2 separate regions of the Homo sapiens genome follow, and region 1 is linked to region 2. A link is a contact called in ENCODE Hi-C or POLR2A ChIA-PET data. All regions are on one chromosome and are shown on one strand. Each heading gives the region's core, a stretch centred on a gene start or an enhancer-like site at or near the end of the contact. The rest is flanking DNA. Distances are from core to core; before and after follow the strand shown.

Region 1 (6,098 bases), core at 1,405-3,904, 87 kb after region 2:
ACATCCTTTTTAAATGAAATTATTATAGTGCCTAGAGATTGTTTTTATGACAACATCCTTAATCGGCAAAATTAAAAGTCTCCAACTCTATTTTCAGCCTGTATAAAAATGTGGCTCCTGAAGCCCCCAAACATCGACCCCTCGGTGCTGGCTGGGCTGGCTGGGCGCCTCGTGCAGGCGCAGCTGGGCAGCCGTGGGGAACAGTTGGTGGGCAGCAGCCGGGAAGTCACGTCTGGAGGGCCCTGTGTGGGATGCCTCAGAGTTTCCCAGAGCTGGGTGGGGGTGGGGGCTCTCCTGAGCTGGGACCTTCTCCCATCTGGACCAGGGATGGCATTGACTCTCCCTTCCCTGCCCCTCCCCACCCCCACTGCCTTTGTTCACCTTGAGAACGCACACTTGTGCAGCCCTGCACAGCTCCCCTGCAGCCTGTGTGGGGCAAGGGCAGGGCCCTGGTGTCCAGCCCGGCTCTCAGGAACACCCTTGGCGATGCTGGGCAGGAAGCCCCTCCTCAGCTCCTCCCTTGGCAGATAAGGGTGGTGTCAATGGGCTCTCTACAGAGTCCGTCCTCTTTGGGTTGCCCTAGCATTGCTACAAACAGAGCATTCAGTAGGAAGGAACAGACCTTTTGCCCGAGTGACTTGGCCTGGATCTGAGAAAAACAGCCATCCTTCAGCCAGCAGGGACCATCCCCTGCTTCGTGGGGATGGCTGCTGTGTGTGGGCAGGCAGGGACAGCCCATCTGCCACGGCTGCCCAGTGGCGAGGTCCCTTGGGGACCCTGCCGAGAAGTGAGTGCAGGGCCTTACTGTGACCAGCTCACCAAGAGATGTTATCGGGCCTGAAGCAGGTCCCGAGGGGATTAGGCCATCTGGAGTGAGGGGCTGGCAGGGAAATTGCTTCTCGTTCACAGAAATGTTTAAGAAACAAATCCAGGAAAGGCCTGTTTTGGTTATTTTTTTTTTTGAATGACACAGTAACGTGTCAAACTTAATTTAAGAAACACCCTCAGATATTTTTATTTTTTTTTTGCATTGGATTTGCATTGAGATTTTTTAAAAATGCAAAAGGGCCTTTCTACTGGGCCTGAATCTTGCAAGATTTCTAACCCATTTCAGTCCTGTAAATAATTAGGTGCAATTGGTTGCTGAGACTGATTTTCCCAGACCCGTGGAGAAAGGCCCCAGCCGTGAGGGGCTCTGGGAACTTAGGGGACAGCACCTTATGGACACCCCTACTCAGGAAGGGATCATTGAAGAGATGCTTCTGGGCCTGGAACATTCTCCGCCATCTGGACCTTTCTGTATGCATAGAGGGGACCAGTGGGAACTGTGGGACAGAGGGAGGTCTGCACACCCTCCCTGGACACCATGAGGCCCATCTTGGGTCCCCTGAGTCCAGACCAGCCCCCAAGAAGCTCACAGTCTGGTAGGAAGCCGAGGAGGCAAACGAACAGGAACAGCCCTAAATAACTGCACAGTGCCCAGGCTGCCAGGAGAGTGTGTGGGCAGAGAAGGCTCCCAGAGCAGAAAAAGGATGCTCAAGGATGTATTCCAGGCCAGGGAGCAGCGTGTGCGGGGGCCGTGCGGAATGGCGCATTCTGCAAAATGCAATGTGGCGTCTGGCTGGGGGGCCACTCCGCACTCCCTGGCCTGGCTATGAGTCCAAGCCACCCAGGGGTGAGCTTCTGTAGAGCAGGAGTCCCTGGCTCTTCCCTGAGAGGGGACGTCATGGCCCCAGGTGTGGCTGGCAGAGGACCTGCAGGCTAGGGAAGAGGGCATGAGGTCGGCAGGTTAGAAGTGGCTGGGGAAGCACACGCAGGTCGCCTCTCTGTGGCAGTTGTCTCTTCTGTGAAGTTGAGACCGGTGGGGGAGATAAAGTACTAAGCACTGCAAATACAGAGATCCTTGGAGAAATCGAGTCACTGGAGTCTCCTCTAGGAATGGGGGGCTGCTGGGGTAGGGCCAGTTCCAGGCACGGAGGGGGCTGAGGGACACAGCAGGACAGGCTCCAGACCATCCCCAAGTGGCCTGAAGGTGACCTCGACCCCCTCAGCTGCCTTGTGTGTGTCCCTCCGGCCCTGGCCCAGAAAGGAGATGGTGCATGCCTGTTTCTAGACCTCTAGACCCCTCGTGGGGTCCCTGGGCTCTCTCTGCCAGGGACAAGCAGGGGCACCTTGCTCCCTTTACAACTCCCACTGTCCAGCGAGAGTTGGAGCTCGCTGAGTGCCACATGCCGTTAGGACCTAGGTGGGAGATGGGGGTGCCGAAGAGGGGATGGGGACTGTGGAGAAGTAGATGAAATTTCCCTAGGCTGGCTGGATGTGCCGCAAGTGTCTGAGCAGGGGCTAAGCCCACCCCCTTGAATCTCAGACGGAGCCACTGGGGCCCGGTGAGGCCCAACAATTGTCCCCAGAGCCTCAGAGTGCCTACAGGGCACAGTGGGAGGCAGCACTGAGCTGAAAGGAGCGTAATCTCTAAGCAGGTTTAACCTAAAATAGAGCCTGATAGCTCAATGACAGATGCTTAATTTGTCACAATATTTCTGTCATTATGCTGGGACAGATATTCTTGGTTTGTTCAAGAACAAGGTCTTTTTTTTTTTTTTTTTTTTTGAGTCATTATACAGCATAAAAGAGACCACACCCCAAACAAGATTGGGACAGCGCTGGGCCCCTGAGCCAAGCCAAGAGGAATCACCCCGCCCACACAACCACCCCGCCCACACAGCCTTCCCTTCCCGGAGCCACGAGCCACAACCAGGCCTACCTGGCTGGAAGAGGGGCTTCAGGGGCTGACTCCACCTGGGAGTGGGTGAGGGGAGGTGACCTCAAGCTCCTTTAAAGCCTTGCCTCTCAACTCCTCACTCCCAAATCCCTCCAAAGGAGATAAAATGACTCCTATAAAGATTAGAGATCATGCACCAGCATGAATGCATGTGAAAAGTGACAGGAACACAAATTCATGCGATGGGGGTCTCAGACTTTTGTCTACCACCAACTGAGAGTGATAAGGCCCAAGAGGGCCCCCTGCAGAGCTGCCTGCAAGAGATGTTGCTCTGCCTTCAAACGTCATGGGATGATGTGTGCTATTCAGCATACTCCTGTGTTTGTTTTCACTAGTTTGTAAAAGGCGTTTTCAAGCACTCACCATTGCCTGTGGAGTGTGGCTCACCCTCCCTGCCCACCCCAGAACACAGTTTGAGAACTAAGCTATTGAAGATGGACCCTTCCCCAAGCCCCAAGCCTAGCGCCTCTCCGTTTCTAGCCCAGCTAAGGGATGGGACCATAGCCCTGTAGCACTAGTGTGAGTGGGAGCCGGAGCCAGCCTGGCCTGCACCCCCACCCCCCAGCCAGGCACAGCCTGGAGTGGGAGGGCACCGCCTGAGAACCTGCAGGAGGAAGACCACTGGGGACGTCGCCAGAAATTGGCAGCCATGGAGACAGTGGCCCTTCCCCTCGGTGAGGCCCTGAATAGCCTTGCTAGTTCCTGCCCCCTGTATAGCCCACAAGGCCAGTCTCACCAGGGAAAATGGGACACTGCATCCCAGGCCCATGGGGACAGAGGGGTGCTGCCCGCTGGGCCTGGCTGGGCTGGCTGGGGTGGCTGCACCCAGGGGTCAGAGTTCATCTTCGGCCTTTCTCTGCAGGGTCAGGCCTGGGAGGTGCTGGCCACCACAGTCATAGTCCAACCAGCTCAGCCAGCAATGTCCAGAGTGACGCTGGCTTCATGCCACGGGACAAGGCCAGTGGTCAGGGTGGTGCCTTCCTGGGAAATGGCTCTTTTTTGGAGAGACAGCCATGATAGAATGACTTTGCAAGCTGGAAGGGCTGGGATGGGGCTGGGGTTGGGGTGGAGGTGGGGGCGAGGGTACTTAGAAAGCAATGAACAGCATCTGGTGGGGACTCACACCTGTGTTCACGCAGTGGGCACCTGTGGGCAGCTTGGCCAAATAGCCCCGAGAGACCAAGCAACTTTCCTGCCCAATGAAATGCAATCTGCTTTCTTCCTTTTCTCTAGTCATTATTTATTCATTTGAAAGATGCTTTTATGATAGAAATTCAGGGCTGCACACAGGCGTCTCTAATGAGGGCATTCGGGAGCAGAGAAGGGGACCAGGCATCCCCGCTGGGCGTGCTGGGAGAGGCTAACAGCCTTCACGCTTTGGAGAGCCCTCAGCCTGCTTCAAAGCTCCTAGCCTTTCTCAATTTCTCCTCCAAGGCATCACAGGGCAGCGGTGTGCGGATCAGATCCTACTTTTACAGGTTAGGTGGCTGAGGCCTCCATTCCCCGGGTTACAGAGACACCTGCCCGGAGGGAGCCCTGCTGGTGGCCTGCATCCTCTCCCTGGGTTCTGGCGCAGCTCACAGTCTGAAAATTACAACTCCCTGTTGTTGCTATGGTGACTGGTTGTGTTATTCTAGCCTACAGAGCTGTGTGCTCCACCTTGCCCAAGATGGTCTGTTTTTGCAGGAGAAAGTCTCTATCTCCAAGTCTCTCTCTGTGTGTGTGTGTGTGTGTGTGTGTGTGTGTGTGTGTGTGTGTGAGAGAGAGAGAGAGAGAGAGAGAGAAGAAAGGAGAGAGAGAGAAATGGGCACACTGCCCTTCCTGCTGCCCCAACCTTTTCCCTGGGCCCAGTGGACCTTCTGTCCCTGCCCAGCAGGCTGCCTGGGTCCCCAAGATACTGGCCCCATTCCTTTCATAGGACACCGACTCTGGGCCACAGGCACTGGCTGTGCAGGGGTCCTTCCTTTGTGTCTCCTTGTGAGGTCAGATCCCTGTGTCAGTGCACAAAGGGCACCCCGTTCTTGTTTCATTTGCAGACTACTCTGTGACATGGATGGACAGACCATCATCTATTTAACCAGGCTCTCTAGATGGACAGTTGGGCTGTTTCCAATCTCTGGTCATCACAAATCTGTGAAAAATAACCTTGAACATATGTCATTTTGCACATGTGGGAATATGTGTAGAATAAACTCCTAGAAGTAGCATTATTGGGAAATTAGTATCTGCATTTCTAAGTTTGGAAATTTTTGCAAATTGCTGTCCGTTGATATCATCCATTGTGAGCCTAGTACATGCTGAACACTGAACTCAACATTTTATCTGGATTATTTTATTTCGTCTCACCGTGGCCCTAAAATGGAGCTTATTCCGATGCTGGTTTTACAGATAAGCACACAGATGCTCAGAAAAACTCAGCAACATGCCAAATAGCCATCTGGGCTGGTGGGGTGGGGTCGGGATGGACCCTGAGTCTCCAGGCCCCTGTCAGGCCCTTTCCTAAGGGCACACAGGCCCAGCCCTGGGGCACCTGCCCCGCCCAGAGGGCCTGGACCCTTGACCTGTTCTCCAAGCCCCATTCAAGCATGCAAGCCTTGTGCACCAGGAGCCCGCAGACTGGCCCTCCTCACACCAGCCAGGCTCTCCTGGAACCAGTCACCGGCCACCCCATTGGGGCCTTGGGATGCACAGTCCTTCTGCCCCTGAGGCTCTCCCCCATGAGATGCTGTCCTCAGCCGGGCTGGCTGGTCCGAACTTGGGAGCTTGGCTTGCTCGGAGGGGTCTCCTCGCTCAGCCCTCTCCCAGCTCCCCAGTCTCCTTCTTCCAGGCCAGCTGCACACTTTGGGGTGATGTCCTCCAGCCTCTGCATCTTTCCTGGTCAGACTGTGAGTTCTGAGCCTCCGGGCCTGCGTCCCAGGCCCAGCATGATGCTCACCAAGCCGGGTGCAGGAGAGGACAATGGGAGAGGCAGGGCAGGCCCAGGGAAGCTAGGAGCCACCGCCTTTCCCGGGAGGGCCCTGGCTTCCTCTGAATCACAAAGTGGTTAGCATGCAGGGGAGTGCGCCGGTCCCCCGCCTGTATTTGCATGACAAAAGCGCCTGCCCAACGGCTCTCGGTGGCTTTGTTGAGAGCTGCAGCCTCGCTCAGGCTGAGCCTTGGGAATTGTTCCCCGACATTGGTTGTTCCTGGGCTCCACAGCTACCCCGGCCGACAAAAGCCACATTGTGGGGCTGACGGCAGCTGCCAGCACCTGCTCCCTGCACCGCGGCTGCCTCGAGGCTCTGCGCCGCGCCTGATGCCTTTGCTAGGACACAGC
Region 2 (6,137 bases), core at 3,624-6,123:
TATGGGAGGGAGTTTTTATATTTTAGAAGCATATTCTCTTGATACATTGCTACAGTAATGGCCCCCAGTGGATTACTCCTCATTTCTATGCCCTTATGATTCTCCTTCCCACATTAATGCTGGGCTTGGTTATGTGACTTGTTTTGGCTAATAGGATATTAGCAAACATGATGCAGGCAGAGACTTGAAAAGTGCTTGCACATTTGGGCTTGCCCTCTCTCGGAAAGCTGCCACCATGAAAGCTTGCCGAAGCTAGCCTGCTGGAGAGGCCACTTGGAGAACTGAGGCACCTTAGCTAACTACCCAAACATGTGAGTGAGGCCATCAAAGACTGTCCAGCTCCAACCAAGTCACCAGCTGACTGCATCCAAATGGCAGAGCCCAGACAAAACCAACAGAAGAACCATCCTGCTGATCCCAGCCCAAATTGTTGACCCACAGAATTACGATCCAATAAATGATTGCTATTTCAAGCCACTAGACAAAGCCACTAGATAAGAAATGTAATTCTGTAATATGTACAAATGAAACTACAGATGTCTGGGGATTTGCTTAAAATAAAGCCAGGGGTAAAGTGAGTGGAAATACACACACACGAAACAAGATTGATTATTTGCTGATAATTGTTGAAGCTGGTGAGGAGTATGGGAGGGCTAATTTTACAACTCTCTCTGCCTTTGGTTTTGTTTGAGAGGGAAAATTTCCATAATGAAAAGATAAAACAGGCTGGGTGTGGTAGCTCATGCCTGTAATCCCAACACTTCAGGAGGCCAAGGCAGGCAGATCACTTGAGGCCAGGAATTCGACACCAGCCTGGCCAACATGGCAAATCCCTGTGTCTACTAAAAATACAAAAAATTAGCCAGGCATGGTGGTTCACGCCTGTAGTACCAGCTACTTGAGTGGCTGAGGTGGGAGGATCGCTTGAGCCCTGGAGGTTGAGGCTGCAGTGAGCCGTGATCACGCTGCTGTACTCCAGCCTGGGTGACAGAGCAAGATCTTGTAGAAAGAAAGAAAGAGAGAAAGAGAGAGAGAAAGGAGAGAAGGAGAGAGAAAAAGAGAGAGAAAGGGAGGGAGGGAGGGAAGACAGGGAGGGAGGGAGGAAGGAAGGAAGGAGAAGGAAAGAAAGAAAAGAAAGAAAGAGAGAAAAAGAAAGAAGAGAAAGAAAGGAAGAAATAAAGAGAAAGAAAGGAAGGAAGGGAGGGAGAGAAGGGGAGAGAGGAAGGGAAGAGGAATTACTCTTCTGCCCACTGACAGATAAAGCAATCGAAACCCAAAGAAGGAAAGTGAGTCCTGTGATGTAACACAGCCAAGTCACAGCAGAGTTCATTGCTGAACTAGAGCTTCCCCGCTGGCTCCTGGGCCAAGCCCTTTCTATTCCCCCCCATGCTCATAGGCAGGGAAGTTGGAAAAAAGAAGCAATACGAGTAGGAATAATTTCTTCTGTTGCTTGAGAAAAGCCTGGTAGCAGCCCTAAGACATTAGAATATGATGAGACCGTTCATGACAAATGATGATCATTTGTGGGATATACTGTTTATGTAGTGTTTAGGGAAGAAATATTTGTTCTGCCATGTATGTGCATTACATTACATAAAAGGACAGGCAGGGAATCCCTCCTTTCCACACCCTGCCCTGTTTGGCACCAAACGCCTGTTCTGTTTTGAAAGGTTCGTAGATAACCAATCAGGGCTGTGTTATAGTGTGTCAGGACAGCAATACTAAAAAGCCATTTGCAAGTTCAAATATATTAAAGTTGTCTCTTTCCCACACATACAAAATGAGCAAAGCTTTCATTATTCATCAAATGAAAAAATTAAGCCCTGCAATTATCTGTCTATGGCCCCAGGATAGGCTGTGCATCATTTAATCAGATGTTACTACGTGAAGCCGCAGACTACGTCTGGCCACGAACAGACATAAAAGAAGGGCTAGTTGATCAAAAAAAGAACAAAACCAACTTCCAGGTCTTAATATCCAATGTTGCTTTGCCTGAAAACTTCTGAGCCTTAAAACTCAGCTGGAGTTTACAAGGAGGAAGGGAGATTCCAGAAGGTGATAACTGGGCCCCTGACACAAAAGCCAAATACAACAAAGCTAATGAAATCTTTCTCATAACCAAACTGGCAGGGCCCCCGCCTTGCTTTTTTTGAGAGGATCCATAGGGCTCTGTGTTTATATTTGAGGATTTGTCTGAAATCCTAGAGGCTTAGAGCTAGTGGGCAGAGCTTGGTGAGGCCCATGTGTCATCAAGGGCAGGAATTGGCACTCCTTGCTTTAGCTCAAATCCAGTCCTAGGCCAGGCGCGGTGGCTCACGCCTGTAATCCCAGCATTTTGGGAGGCCAAAGCGGGCAGATCACCTGAGGTCAGGAGTTCAAGACCAGCCTGACCAACATGGAGAAACCCTGTCTCTACTAAAAATACAAAATTAGCCGGTGTGGTGGCGAATGCCTGAAAACCCAGCTACTCGGGAGGCTGAGGCAGGAGAATCACTTGAACCTGGGAGGTGGAGGTTGCCATGAGCCAAAATCGTGCCATTGCACTCCAGCCTCGGCAACGAGAGAGAAACTCTGTCTAAAAAAAAAAAAAAATTCCAGTCCTGCAGGAAAGTGTAACGTGGATGTGTATGATGGGGACCCCCAGCAGTTCTCCCTTTCTCTGAGGGGCCTCCACGACCCCTGCCCAATTCCCTGAGGGTGCTGAGTTTCTGAGGGTCACACTCAAAAGAGATTTTTCTGGGCCGAGCGCGGTGGCTCACGCCTGTAATCTCAGCATTTTGGGAGGCCGAGGCAGATGGATCATGAGGTCAGAAGATGGAGACCATCCTGGCTAACATGGTGAAACCCCGTCTCTACTAAAAATACAAAAAATTAGCTGGGCGTGGTGGCGGGCACCTGTAGTCCCAGCTACTCCAGAGGCTGAGGCAGGAGAATGGCATGAACCCGGGGGGCAGGGCTTGCAGTGAGCCTAGATCGAGCCACTGCACTCCAGCCTGGGCAACAAAGAGAGACTCAGTCTCAAAAAAAAAAAAAAAAAAAAAGTCACAGATTTTTCTGTTTTAATTGCCATTTATTTAATATATAGAAGTTTTCAAAACAAGGGTCCCTGGATGAGGGTGGTAAGAAGGTTGGGGTCCTAGTCCAATGGGTTTAAGGTTCCTTTCACCTTGGAGCACCCAGGCTTGCTTGACCAGGGTGCCCACTGGCTGAGCACCTGCCTGGAATGGCCCAGTGGGGGTCTCCTCCTCCCTCCCAGGCCAGGGAGAGGGATGAAGCCGGGAAAGATGGCCCCCTCCCCCAGGAGAGCAGTGTCTGGCTCTTGGTGCAAGAGCACCTTCTCTCCCAGGTGCTGGAAAAGGTCGTATTTTACTGATTTTCCCCTTCTCCCCATTCCCTCCTTCCCCTATCTGTAGGAGGCTTGCAGGTGTCCAGCTGTCCTTTCGCAGTAGACACATGGTGGTCTCAGGAGCTAACATCGGCCCTTCTACAAGCCAGGGGGACACCAAACACTTGCCTGTCAATCGAGCTCCACTCAGCTGGGTTCAGACAAGCTCAGGGGCTACCCCAGGCTCAGCAGTGCCGACTATAGCCTTGTGCAGTTACTGCTGCACACACGTGAGGACACACAGGAAGGGTACGCATTTGACACAAGCTTCCCATGGAAATACCTTCTCAAACCTGGAGCAGGGTGAGAATGTTGCAGCCCTGGGCCCCTCCTGGGTCAGAAGCTGGCTCAGCCCAGCGTTCACAGAGGCCAGCCTCCCAGAGCCTGAGAAGAGGCCTGCACCAGGCGTGGGCACAGAAGGATGCAGATTGTGCAACAGGAGCCAAGGGCTGGAGAGGCATTCTGGCGAGAGATTTGGAAAGCTTCTGGAACAGGGTGAAACATTCATCAGGTGACCCAGGGGATAGGCTCTCCAGGAAGGAGGCCCAGCTCCAGCAGTAGCCAGAGTTCTGGGCATGTTAGGACGGTGAGGTCCTAGCACGCGGGGGGCGGGGGGCACAGGACAAGGTGTGCGGCAGTGCAGGAAGCCAGCTGAGGCACCCTGACCCTCAGGCCATGCCCTTCTGCTCCTGTGCAGGGGACAGCAGAGGGGAGCTTGGGGACTGACATCTCAAAGGCCTGGTCCCCTCCTTGCTCTCGCAGCCAGTCCTTGCTCTAGGACAGTGACCCATGTCTGCAGCCCGACCCAGCCCACCCACAGAGCCCGGCGTCCCAGAGCTGCTGGGGTGCACGGTGGTCGGGAGGTGAGTGGCTGGGCAGTCCTCCGCAGGGCTGCTGCCAGGTATCAGCCTCGGAGGTTTCCCGGAAACAGAGCCAACGCCCCCCCAAGACCTGGGCAGACCGCATGAGCGTAGGGGTCAGGGGACCGGGTCCCCCAGAGGTGTCAGAAAAATGCTCCCAGGAGGAGGACGCCAGGCTGCTGAGGCCTGTGGCTGACACCAGGGGGCAGGGCGGGGCGGCGGGGACAGCGTCCGGAGGAGGGAGCCGCCCAGACCTAGCCCGGGTGGGGCGAACGAAGAGCGGGCGTGGTGGGCGCCTGCTAGCTCCGGCTCGCGGTGTTAGGCCTTGGGGACATCGCTCGGGGACAGGAGAGCCCCGGGCCCCCGCCGCCCCGAGCCGTGGCCGGGAAGGGGAACACAGTCCATGCGTGCGGCGCCCGACAGCCTCTCCCCGCACGCCCGAGCCCCAGTGCAGGCGGCGGCCCGGCCCCTTTGTGCCTGGAGTGTCACGCGCGGGCGCTCCTGCCGCCGCGCCTGGGAGAGGCCTCCGGCACCCCGGGCCCCTTTCCAAGCACAACAGCAGCCCTGCCGCGGCCCCGCGCTGACCCACTTTCCCTCCTGCCTCCTCAGCCCGAGGCCGAGAATCCAGCGGCCGCCGCCAAGCAGGTGCGAGCCGTCGGGCGGGGCGCGCGGGAGGCGGAGAGGATGGGCCCCTGAACCACCCCGCGCGCCCCACCTCAGCCTCCCGGGGCGAGCCAGGTTTCCGGGGCGGGGGCCGCGAGGAGGAGGAGGAGGGCAAGGCGGGGGAACGGGAGGGAGAGGACCCGGGGAGGGGGAGGGGGAGGCGGAGGGGAAGGGGGAGGCGGAGGGGGAGGGGCAGAAGAAGGGGGCAAGGAGGGCAGAGAGATGAGCGAGAAAGAAAGGAGGGGTGCGGGAAAGGAGGAGAGGAAGGAGCGGTGGGAGGAGGAGGAGGGGTGCGGGAGAGAAGGGCTGAGGGAGAGGCGGAGGGAAACCGCACCCCTGCCTCTTTCCTGGGCCGAGGCCAGCCGGGGAGGAAATGTTGAAATGGGCGAAGTGCACATCCGCCTCCAGGCCTAAGGGGTGTAGGGGTCAGGCCGCACCGACCCCGCCCTTCCCAGCCCTTCCTGCCAGACCTCTGCCTCCGATGGGCGAGCCCGGTTGCTGGGAGGCGGTTCGCTGTGGAGCCTGGACCCTCTCCACAGTTCAGCCCGCCGGAGGCGTGTGCGCTTCCAGATGAGAGCACTTGTTCACTGAATGACCGTGCGTACTTGGGGGGACATCTGGCCCCAGAACCTCCAGGAGCAGGGTGGCTAATGCTGAGTGCCGTGGCCTGGCACTGGGAAGCGCCGGTCCTCAGTCCCTTTCCCTGCTCCTGGGCATCCCAGGCCCCTTGGGGCGTTCTTACACTGCCTGAGTTAGACCTGGAAGAGTCCCCTGTGCCAGGGCAGGGGCTTTGCCTGCTTGGTCCTTGTTCACCCCTGTGTATAGCTACTACCTATTACCTACCCACCTGTCCACAAGTGTCAGTGCCTGATGTAGGAAGTTACAGTAATTCACAAATAAATCTATCACAAAGGGACATGGATACTCACACTTCCTTCTTACCCCTACTTCCAGGCAGCCATTGTTAATGGGTGCGTGTGTACAGTTCTGGGCACATACCAACATGCACGGATGCATGTTAACCTGCTTTGTATGGAAGAAACGGGGTCAGGATATCATAAAAAGAATTAATGGGTAATCAGTATTCATCAAATGCCAAGATCTAGTTCTGAGCACTTTGCAAATATTAATTTAATCACCACGAACCTCAGTAAAGTTTATTACTATTACTCGCATTTTTCAGATGAGGCGCCTAAGGCACAGAGAGGTTAAGTAGCCTGCCCAGGATC

What was found. A loop is a pair of places that touch in the nucleus more often than their neighbours do. ChIA-PET counts read pairs that join two places held with the same protein, here RNA polymerase II (POLR2A). Pooled maps may share reads with other maps.
Region 1: a loop to region 2 is called in a map of heart left ventricle, with 3 times the contacts of the local background. The contact joins the enhancer-like site here to the promoter of LINC02352 in region 2. A Hi-C loop is called at or near these places in 19 of 168 maps with a recorded cell type or tissue (HepG2, IMR-90, OCI-LY7 and 9 more), 8 of 37 single-sample maps with no recorded cell type and 13 of 50 pooled maps. POLR2A ChIA-PET finds 5 or more read pairs at or near these places in 16 of 52 experiments (B cell, CD4-positive, alpha-beta memory T cell, GM10248 and 10 more).

The regions. Positions count from the first base shown.
Region 1 is chr15:31,300,842-31,306,939 of GRCh38, forward strand. No RefSeq gene overlaps it. Among named protein-coding and RNA genes, the nearest start is that of KLF13, 23 kb to the right of the region's middle. RefSeq lists enhancers at 1,430-2,112, 2,349-2,651, 2,746-6,098, 5,932-6,098. Within about 2 kb of position 2,655, at least 4 of the 41 ENCODE cell types and tissues checked have a DNase peak (open chromatin) inside an H3K27ac peak, as active enhancers do; they include OCI-LY7, where a contact is called at or near this core.
Region 2 is chr15:31,211,148-31,217,284 of GRCh38, forward strand. LINC02352 (long intergenic non-protein coding RNA 2352) reads left to right here and starts at 4,874. Exons shown (of 2, transcript NR_135834.1): 1 at 4,874-4,890. It overlaps LOC124903454 (a long non-coding RNA gene), which reads left to right and starts at 5,167. Exons shown (of 2, transcript XR_007064556.1): 1 at 5,167-5,982.